2 separate regions of the Homo sapiens genome follow, and region 1 is linked to region 2. A link is a loop called in an ENCODE intact Hi-C map of the cell type or tissue named here. Cell type or tissue: CD4-positive, alpha-beta T cell. All regions are shown on one strand. Region 1 overlaps PRKCA (protein kinase C alpha). Region 2 overlaps PRKCA (protein kinase C alpha).

What was found. Hi-C counts contacts between places; a loop is a spot of excess contacts. Peaks named below come from ENCODE experiments on the same cell type or tissue, not always from the same donor. Only the 100,000 strongest peaks of a DNase experiment are listed, where the experiment ranks them.
Region 1: a loop joins it to region 2, with 2.7 times the contacts of the local background. A loop is called at or near these places in 8 of 110 quality-filtered maps.

What each region holds. Positions count from the first base shown.
Region 1 is chr17:66,397,428-66,402,427 of GRCh38, reverse strand. The region is part of intron 2 of PRKCA (protein kinase C alpha); the gene reads right to left. PRKCA-AS1 (PRKCA antisense RNA 1) reads left to right here. Exons shown (of 4, transcript NR_110822.1): 4 at 4,210-4,359. Among named protein-coding and RNA genes, the nearest start is that of PRKCA-AS1, 17 kb to the left of the region's middle. In CD4-positive, alpha-beta T cell, no CTCF peak of the experiment used is centred here; a DNase peak (open chromatin) is centred at 2,817; H3K4me3 peaks cover 1,005 bases; H3K27ac peaks cover 3,173 bases.
Region 2 is chr17:66,328,260-66,333,259 of GRCh38, reverse strand. All of the region lies in intron 2 of PRKCA (protein kinase C alpha), which reads right to left. Among named protein-coding and RNA genes, the nearest start is that of PRKCA, 28 kb to the right of the region's middle. In CD4-positive, alpha-beta T cell, no CTCF peak of the experiment used is centred here; a DNase peak (open chromatin) is centred at 1,949; H3K4me3 peaks cover 1,417 bases; H3K27ac peaks cover 2,344 bases.

The sequences.
Region 1 (5,000 bases), 69 kb before region 2:
AAAAAAAAAAAAATTTCTTGGCCTCTTTTTCACTTTTCTCTCTTTCCTTCTAAGTTTCCTGAAGGAGTACTCCATAGTCACTCTACTGCCATTATAAACATTTACCTGAAATTAGTTTCCCACAACCACCAAGCTCCTAAAACCGCCTGGACAAAGGTCCTAAGGATCTTCACACGGCCTGGTATCTCCACGCTGCCAAACTTATTCAGTCTTTGTATCTTGACACTGCCAAGTGACTCCATCTTTACATTCTAAGACCTCTTTTGCTACATCTGAAGTTCCTGACCACTCACTCATTCTGGAACCTTTCTACTTTCCCCAGCCCCTGAGACACGACTCCCTCTTGGTCCACCCCGATTCTCATTCTCCAGCTCCTTGGTGGGCTGCTCCTTTTCTTTGTGCCCCTCCAACATAGGGGATGGATCTGCTTTCATAGTTTTAACTACTGCATACATCTAATAAGAACCAAGAGTGTGTCTCTATCTGAATCTGTCAAATTTGACTCACAAACCCAAGGTGAACTGGACATCACCATTTGTGTCTTCTACAGACACATCAAACCCAAAATGTCCAAAAGGGAATTGATCCTGTCCACCCTCAGTGTCTATTCTTATATTCCTAATTTCAGATCACGGAACCACTGCCAGAAATCTGTGGGTTATCTTCAATGTTCCCTCTGTCTCACCACTCATACACTTAACCGGCATATGGCTGCTAATTTTTTTAAGTATTTGGCAGGTTTTCTCCCTTCTCCTCATTCTTACTACCACTGCCCTAGTTCATTCCTTATCTCACTTGAACTTTCACAAAAACCTCTTACCTAATCTCTCTGCCTCCACCTCCACATTGCCCTCAGAGTGGTCTGCAGAGAGCACAAAGCCGTCCACATCACTGAATGCGTCATGAGCTTTCCATCAATGATTGCATAAAAACCACGTTCTCTGACATACATCCAGCCAACTTCTTTGGCCTCACCTTCTGCCTATCATCTCCCTGAATGTCATGTCCACTTGGCATCATGTCACCTATGGTTTCCTATACAGGCTTTCCAATTGCTCAAAGTGGGTCCAGCCGCAGGCACTCCACTCACACCTCCCAGGTTAGCAGGTGAACTCCTACCATCTTCCAAATTCAGCTCTGGCTTTACCTGCAAGAAGCCTTCTTTATCCCACGTCACAAGCTGACCTGGTTTAGTGCTTCCTTTCCTCATCCCTCACCTGCGCTCCTATGGCAACCCATGGCCACCTTCCTTTGCCACTTCATTTGCCCGTTCCTACAAAACGTGGCTACTTCTCATCAGTCCCTTGAGGGCGGGAACTGTGTTCTGGTTATCTTCATGTTCTCAACTGCCACACAGTAGGACTCATTATTAACTGAACTGAGAACATTTGTACTAAATTATAAGCAAAAAGAAACACCCCAAATACTTAAAGAAGAACAATGCCTGGAATAGTTTTGTACAACCAGTATTCTGAGATAGGTATCAATATGGACATATATGGTATACTCATCCTCCCCTGGGGAGTAAAGCAGCAAACATAGATAAATCACTCATCACAATATTCGTTTATAACCATGAAGAAAAGCTTGACATAATAAACTATAGATAGTCTTCATGCCCATTAGGATGGCTACTGTTTCTAAAAGGTGTTGGCAATGATGCAGAGAAATTGGAACCTTTGTGCACTGTTGCTTAGACTGTAAAATGGTTGTAACCACAATGGAAAATTGTACAGAAGCCCCTCAAAAAATTAAATAGAACCATCATGTAATCCAGCAATCTCAATTCTGGCTATCTATCCTAAAGAATTGAAAGCAGGGTCTCAGAAATATTTGTACACCCGTGTTCATAGCCACACTACTCAAGAGTAGCCAAGAGGTGGAAGCAACGAAGAGTTGTTGTTTGATAGGCAGACAGTTTCAGTTTTGCAAGACGAAAAGTTCTGGAGGTCTGTTTCAAAAGGTGACTATAGTTAACCCAGGCATGGTTGCTCATACCTGTAATCCCAGCACTTGGGGAGGCCAAGGCGGGGGGATCACTTGAGGTCAGGAGTTTGAGACCAGCCTGGCCAACATGGCAAAACCGCATCTCTACTAAAAATGCAAAAATTAGCTGAGCGTGGTGGCACGCACCTGTAGTCCCAGCTACTCAGGTGGCTAAGGCACGAGAATTGCCTGAACCCATGAGGTGGAGGTTGCAGTGAGCCGAGACTGTGCCACTGCACTCCAGCCTGGGCGACAGAGCTAGACTCCATCTCAAACAACAACAAAAAAAGGTGAATATACTTAACACTACTACCAAACCGTATGTGTACAAGTGGTTAAAACTGTAATTTTATTCATTGACAGATTAAAAAAATAGAATGATGTTGAAGATCCCTAACACAAAAATCTGAAATCTGAAATGCTCCAAAATTCGAAACTTTTTAAGTACCAACATGATGCTCAAGGAAATGCTCATTAGAGCATTTCAGATTTCTGGATTAGGGATGCTCAACCTGGAAGAATTATGCAAATATTCCAAAATCTAAAAAAATCCCCAATCTGAACCATTTCTGATCCCAAGCATTTCAGATAAGGGATATTCAATGTACATATCCATATATATAATGTTATATTATTCAGCCCTGAAAAGGAAAGGAAGCCTGTCACATGCTACAATGTGGGTGAGCCTGGAGGATAGTACGCTAAGTGAAACAAGCGAATCACAAAAAGACAAATACTGTATGAGTCCATTTATGAGTTAGTTAAAGCAGTCAAATTCATAGAAACAAAGTAGAATAGTAACTGCCAAAGCCTAGGAGGAAGAGGAAACCAAGAGCTGTTGTTTGATAGGCAAACAGTTTCAGTTTTGCAAGATGAAAAAGTTCTGGAGGTCTGTTTCAAAAGGTGAATCTACTTAACACTACCAAACTGTAGGCTTGCAAGTGGTTAAGATTGTAATTTTTATGTTAGGCGTCTTTTACCACAGTTTTTTGTATAGATTAAAAACTGCAGATTGAAATTTTGAAAAACTTAAAAGGAATACCCAAATTTTCATTTACTGCTTTAAAACAAATGCTGTCAGCCAGGTAATCCCAGCACTCTGAGAAGCCAATGTGGGCGGATCACTTGAGCTCAGGAGTTCAAGACCAGACAATGGGGCGAAATCCCATCTTCTACAAAAAAATACAAAAATTAGCCGGGCATGGTGTCCCACTACTTGGAAGGCTGAGATGGGAGGATCAACTGAGCCCAGGAGGTTGAGGGTACAGCGAGCCGCGATCGCACCACTGTACTCCAGCCCGGAAGACAGAGCAAGGCCCTGTCTCAAAAAAAAAAAAAAAAGAAAAGAAAAGAAAAGAAAATGCTGTCTACCACATGGTGCATCAATATCCACAGCATCATTCCTCTGTGCTTTCTACAGCCAAACTGCCCATATATTTCTTCTCTAAATTGGATCTTAATCTACATGAGAAAATGCAGAACCAGTAAATACAAAAATCGAGCATTAAATAAAATTAAGTATCTCAAACGAGAAGTTCGATTTTTAAAGTAAACATCATCACTCTGTCTGCCCAGTGCACTAAAATCTCTGGAAGCTTTTAGCAGCAGCAGGATCCTAATTGCATAACCTTGTTTCCAATGAGTGAGAAATTATGCTATAATTTTACTTATCAAAAGAACATATGAGTAGCGCGACGCCACCCACCTCCCCATCATCCATCTGCCTTTCTCGTTCATTAATTACATATGCTTCCGACTCTTCCTTTCTGATTACCCTGAACACTAACACTCTCCAAATGGGGACTGTTCCCTCTCTGTCTTGCTTCCAAATTGTCTGATTAAACCACACTCCTCACAGCTTCTAATCCTACAGTTACCCAGGGAGCTTTCCTTCCCCAATCTTACTCTCTCCACACCAAAATGCCTTCCTCACTCCAACTATCACTTAGTTCTTTGCCACTTAACTTTTTCAGCTAATCTTCCAAATTAGCCCATCACCAACTTTGATTTTTCTCCTAAGATGTTTAAAGCCATCATGAGCCACTATTCACTTCAAAAGTGTGGTTGGGTTTTGAGTCTATTATTGTATGACCACCACCTTGTTTCTTCAGTTTCCCTCTAGGGGTATAAATCGTGTCTGCATGTGGCAGATAGAATCTGTGGGCTGGAATCTTCATGGTTTTAAGCGTTACTCTGATTTTAGTCTGTTTCATTTCCTTCCAGGTCTCAGAGATATTGAGCTTGGACTTCGACCATGGGTTCTGGAGTCCATTCAATTCCCAGCCTTGGCCATTCCTGGCTGTGTAATTTCAAGGAAATTACCTAAACACTCTGAGTTTTGATTCTATCGTCAATAAAATGAAGGAAATGCTAGCATTTGCCATGTACATTGACATAGGGATTAATCATGGAAATAAAGAGTTGAGGTCCATGTCCTGGTACAGAGACTCAAAAAATCCTCAGTGATGGTAGATGCCAGCTCCCTTGGGGAAGGAAATATGATGGCTCTACTTCTTTGGAGTTTAGACGATGTCACAGAGCCTTATCCTGAGGAGCTCCCTGACTCTGCAGAGGCCATGAACAATGTCACAAACAGAGTTGGACGACAGTGGTGCCATCAGGATGCAGGCATCAGCACTGTATCCTGAATAATGGTACCATTAAGAGTAACTCCCCTTGAATGGCTCACACCCCCCATGACACATTACAGACTACACATCTTGATGTTACCACAAATCTCTAGAGGCCCTTGATGTATTCAAGTCTTCTGTGTAATAAGTCACAAAACTAGTGCTGAACTTAGCTGAGTTGGAAAAAAAAAGAAAAAGGGCAACGACAAACCACCTGTGACCCAGGCACCCAGCATCTCTCAGTAAGACATTTGCCCTTAAGTCAAAGGCAAGAACTCCAAAAGACAAGCTAAAAAAGAAAAACAGAAAACGTTTTTAAAGATATATCTTTTCTTCCTTAAAGTCCTGCATCAAAATGACACATCCACCATCTAACAAATTAAT
Region 2 (5,000 bases):
CTAATAGGTAAACCCAGTCTCTGCTTCATATACTATTTTTAAATTATTTGTAATGTAGATGTCATTGATGTAGTAGACTGCATGCCTTCATGTCAGTTTCTCTGGGAAAGCTATTTCCATGTATGGCAGATGAAACAGAGGTAACTGGTCAAATGGTTGTAAAGGAAAATTTGAAGTTTTAATTTTATTTAAACAAAGAACACTTAAGCGTCCTATAAAATAGCCAGATTCTTAAATCACAAACAAATCCCTTAAAAATATCAGGAACCGGCCAGGCACGTTGGCTTACGCCTGTAATCCCAGCACTTCGGGAGGCCAAGGCGGGTGGATCACAAGGTCAGGAGATTGAGACCATCCTGGCTAACATGGTGAAACCCCGTCTCTACTAAAAATACAAAAAATTAGCCAGGCGTGGTGGCGGGCACCTGTAGTCCCAGCTACTCAGGAGGCTGAGGCAGGAGAATGGCGTGAACCTGGGAGGTGGAGCTTGCAGTGAGCCGAGATCATGCCACTGCACTCCAGCCTGGGTGACAGAGCGAGACTCCATCTCAAAAAAAAAAAAAATTAAAAACAAAATAATCAGGAACCTATTTTAGACTTCATAGAAAATGGTAGAATGGACCTAATGTGGATGATGGTCAACAGAGTCTTTAGATGCTAACGTGCCCCTCCCTCTGCAGCTTCTCCACATCTCACACTATACTCCATAGCAGAGGCTTTGAAAATACTTTCAGTCAGGTGCAATGGCTCACACCTGTAACCCTAGCACTTTGGGAGGCTGACGCAGGGGGATCACCTGACGTCAGGAGTTCAAGACCACCCTGGCCAACATGGGGAAACCCTGTCTCTACTAAAAATACAAAAATTAGCTGGCCATGGTGGTACATGCCTGTAATCTCAGCTACTTGGGAGGCTGAGGCAGGAGAATCACTGGAACCCAGGAGGCAGAGGTTGCAGTGAGCTGAGATCGTGCCACTGCACTCCAGCCTGGGCAACAGAGTAAGACTCTGTTTAAAAAAAAAAAAAAAAAGAAGGAAGGAAGGAAGGAAGGAAGAAAGAAGGAAAGAAAGAAAAAATATTTTATCAAATAAGATGCCCTAGGTATCACCAGAATTCCCATGGTCTATTCCAAGAGGTATTACTTTTATACATCCTATTATGAATGGGGTAAAAGTTGTTTTCTTTTGCCTTAATATATTCTAAAAAAAAAAAATTGGTTTGCTACCATTGGATTCAAAAGGAAAATACTGATCAAATCTTCAACAGCAAACGAAAAAATAAACTGTAAAAAAAAGTGGTTTAACAAGAAAGAGACAATGCGTAGTTTATATTGTCTTGGAGAAAGTTTCCATCAAGGAAAAGTCTACAGCAATGCATTTACCAACCAAGAGGTTATGCTAGCAACACAGCTGTCAGAAATTTCCTTCCCAGAAACAAAGATAATACAGATGGGGCAGAGACCAGAACACTCGTAAGACTTTCTCATTCTTATGTCTGTATGTTCCAACCCTTCTCTCGGTCGCTCCACTTCCCCTGTCCCCACCTCTTAAGATAATTAAGTTGTGTGGTTTTCTCTGCCCAATGACTTTGAGTGGAAGTGTTTTTGAGCTGAAGCAATGAAAAGCCCATGAGAGATCCTCCAGTCCCTCCTCCCCAGCTCCTGAAAGATCCGGCCTTAGGTTCTAGGTACTGAGATCCTACAAGTCTGTGCAGAGGAGAGTCCCGGTACCGACTCACAATGAATATGAACAGCAAGGGAGAAGTGGACCTCTGTAGTGTTAAGCCACTGAGATCTGCAGATTAATGTGTTGCTACAGCATAGAACTTTGCTGATCACAACTAACACAACAAAAGTATAAAGATACTAAATACCTAAAGTAGCATTAACCAAATGGGAGAGCATAGTAGCCACATCAGAGTCTTCAGAAGATAAAGAGATGAGAGGTACAAAGGGGTTCTGTTTATACTTAAACACAGAAGAGAAAAACAGACGAAGGGAGAGGTTGATGGGACAGGAAGCACGAGATACAGTCTTTCAACCCAAACCACTGAGATGAGGCCATCAGAGGACACAGCTAAGACAGCCACATCCCCAAGCTCCCTTCCCCTGATAACATGAGTCCAAGGAGCAGGGAGATAAGATTCCAAATTATTCCTTCTGACATCCCATCTCTGCACATCATCCCAAAAGCACTAAATAAAACATCTTCAGGGCTATCAGCATCATCTTAGACACAACCCCTTGTTAATTTATGGAGTTGCTCCAGAGATTAAAAGTATAGAACAATTACTAATACAGATGAAAGTCTTACTAAAAGAGGAAAGAAGTAAATAATATATCCAAGAGCAGAATCAGTGAATGTACTAGCAGGCATGTGCTTTATTCATCCCTACTGGGATCCCTGCAGGGCCAGAACCCATAAATCTCATTACTATCAGCTTCACTCGCACTCGCAGACAAGTCCAAAATTGTTTTTCCTGTTGCTATTTTAAAGTCCATCTTAACTAATTTATAAAATTTTGTAATCTAGTTATTGTCAGTGTACACAATCTTCCAAATACCTTTTTCCTACAGTCATCCTGAGACCCTCTTAACAAAATATTTGAAAATGGAGTTGAGTCTAATGGAATATTTTAGCTTAATAAAATCTCTCTCAAGCAGCAACAAATGCTTGCCTACTGATCCGCTTTATCTCTTCTGACAGGATGAATAGACATTACAGCTGTACGATTCTAAAAAATAATAAATCCTTTTACAGATATAGATAAATATCCTGGATAAGTAAATAAAGGAAAGGGGGCAACAGTTGGGTTTGGTACCTCCCTGAGTCACATATCAATATTATCTCCAGGGGCCAGGTGCGATGGCTCACGCCTGTAATCCCAGCACTTTGGGAGGCAGAGGCAGGGGGATCACCTGAGGTCAGGAGCTCGAGACCAACCTAGCCGAGATGGCGAAACCCCATCTCTACTAAAACTACAAAAAATTAACTGGGTGTGGTGGCGGGCACCTGTAATCCCAGCTAGTTGGGAGGCTAAGGCAGGAGAATCTCTTGAATGCAGGAAGTGGAGGTTGCAGTGAGCCGAGATCGTGCCACTGTACTCCAGCCTGGGAAACAAGAGTGAAACTCTGTTTAAAAAAAAAAAAAAAAAAATCCAGGAAAATAGTTTATCTTCCCAGTTGTTTCCATCTGTTATTAGTACCCAACAGACCAGCAGAGGGAATGGGTTGAGTAAGACCAGCTCAGTGAGGACTAGGTATTGAATGGATGAAAATAAAAGGAAGAACAAAGAAAACCCAATTTTATCAGTTTCTTTCTAAAGAGAGAGAACACGATTCACACCATTTTCATCCCGGCTGGTTGAAAAAAGATCGACATTTCGATCAAAGACAATGTATGGAAAAATAGAACTATCCAGATAAATGACGGGGTGTGTTTGACTGAACAATCCTTGGTAACTCTCCAGGGAATTACTGCTCAGATGGCTGCAGAGGTATTTCCTTTACTCTGCCCATTACGATGAAGCTCCAACCTCCACAGGCCATCAGAGCAGCTCCTGTCTTGAAACCTTGTCCTACCTATGGCAGTAGGGACCTCCTGCTTAAAATTCTCTCTTCTCTTGGCTTTCCTAACACCACAGCTCCTGGTTTTGTTCCTGCCTCTCTGGGCAAACCCTGCCCTCTCTTGTTCATTCCCATCTCCGTAGATGACTAAACTATACTGATTCCATCAGCCCTCTCATCTTTTCTCTCTGTGCCTTCTTCCAGGCACTCAAATCCTTGCCATTCATTCAACTTAACTTGTAAGCAGATGACTCTCCAGTCCTGGCTGCCTCTCTCAGCTCCAGCACCTAAATCCAGCTGCCTTCCCGGCATCACCCTCTGCCCCAGTCCCTGTACCATACACTTGGAGACCTCTAAGGCACTTCTCATTCAGCAAGTTTAAAACCACATGGTCTTCCCCGAAACCTGGTCTTCCTCTAGCATGCTACGTAATAGTGAATGGCACCACAGTCCTCTGACCTTTGATACCCTCCTCTCCCTTCTACCTCCAAATCATGTCCAGCTGATCTCTCCTCCTAAAAAGGATCCTGGATTTGCAAACGTTTGTCCTCCACCACATCTCTGGTTTCTGGAACCAAGTCTCTCACCAGAATGAGGAAAGACCTCCCAACAGGCTGCCCCATCCATTCTTGCCCACTTCTAGTTAGTTCTTCACATAACAGTAGGCATGATCCTCCTACACAAGGAGACACTAATCAGGCCACCTCCTTGCTTAAAGCCCTTTGAAAGACTGCCATGGTTCTTGGGCTAAAGCACTGAATTTTTAACACGGATTAAATGGACTAAGACCTGCAAGGTGGCTCCTGCCTACCTCTCCAGCCTCTTCTCACCATAATAATCCTCATTCAAAACACTCCAGCAAATGAGATCTGCCTTCAGTTTTCGTTTGTTTGTTTTGAGACGGAGTCCGGCTCTGTCACCCAGGCTAGAGTGCAGTGGCACCATCTCAGCTCATTGCAACCTCCGCCTCCCAGATTCAAAAGATTCTCCTGCCTCATCCTGCCAAGTAGCTGGGATTACAGGCACGTGCCACCATGCCTGGCTAATTTTCGTATTTTTAGTAGAGACAGGGTTTCCCCATGTTGGCCAGGCTGGTCTCAAACTCCTGACCTCAAGTGATCTGCCCATTTCAGCCTCCCAAAGTGCTGGGATTACAGGCATGAGCCACCGCACCCAGCCTCTGCCTTCAGTTTCTAGAACACACAATGTTCCCCTTTTAGGGCCTTTGCAGTTGCTGGCTGCTTTACCTAGAAGGGTTTTCCTTTCATTTTCAATCAGTTAACTCCTTTCCTCCTTTAGAGTTCATTCAAATATTATTTCCAGCTGGGTATGGTGGCTCATGCCTGTAATCCCAACACTTTGGGAGGCCAAGGTAGGAGGATCATAGCTTGAGGCCAGGAGTTCAAGACCGGCCAGGAGTTCAAGACCGACCTGG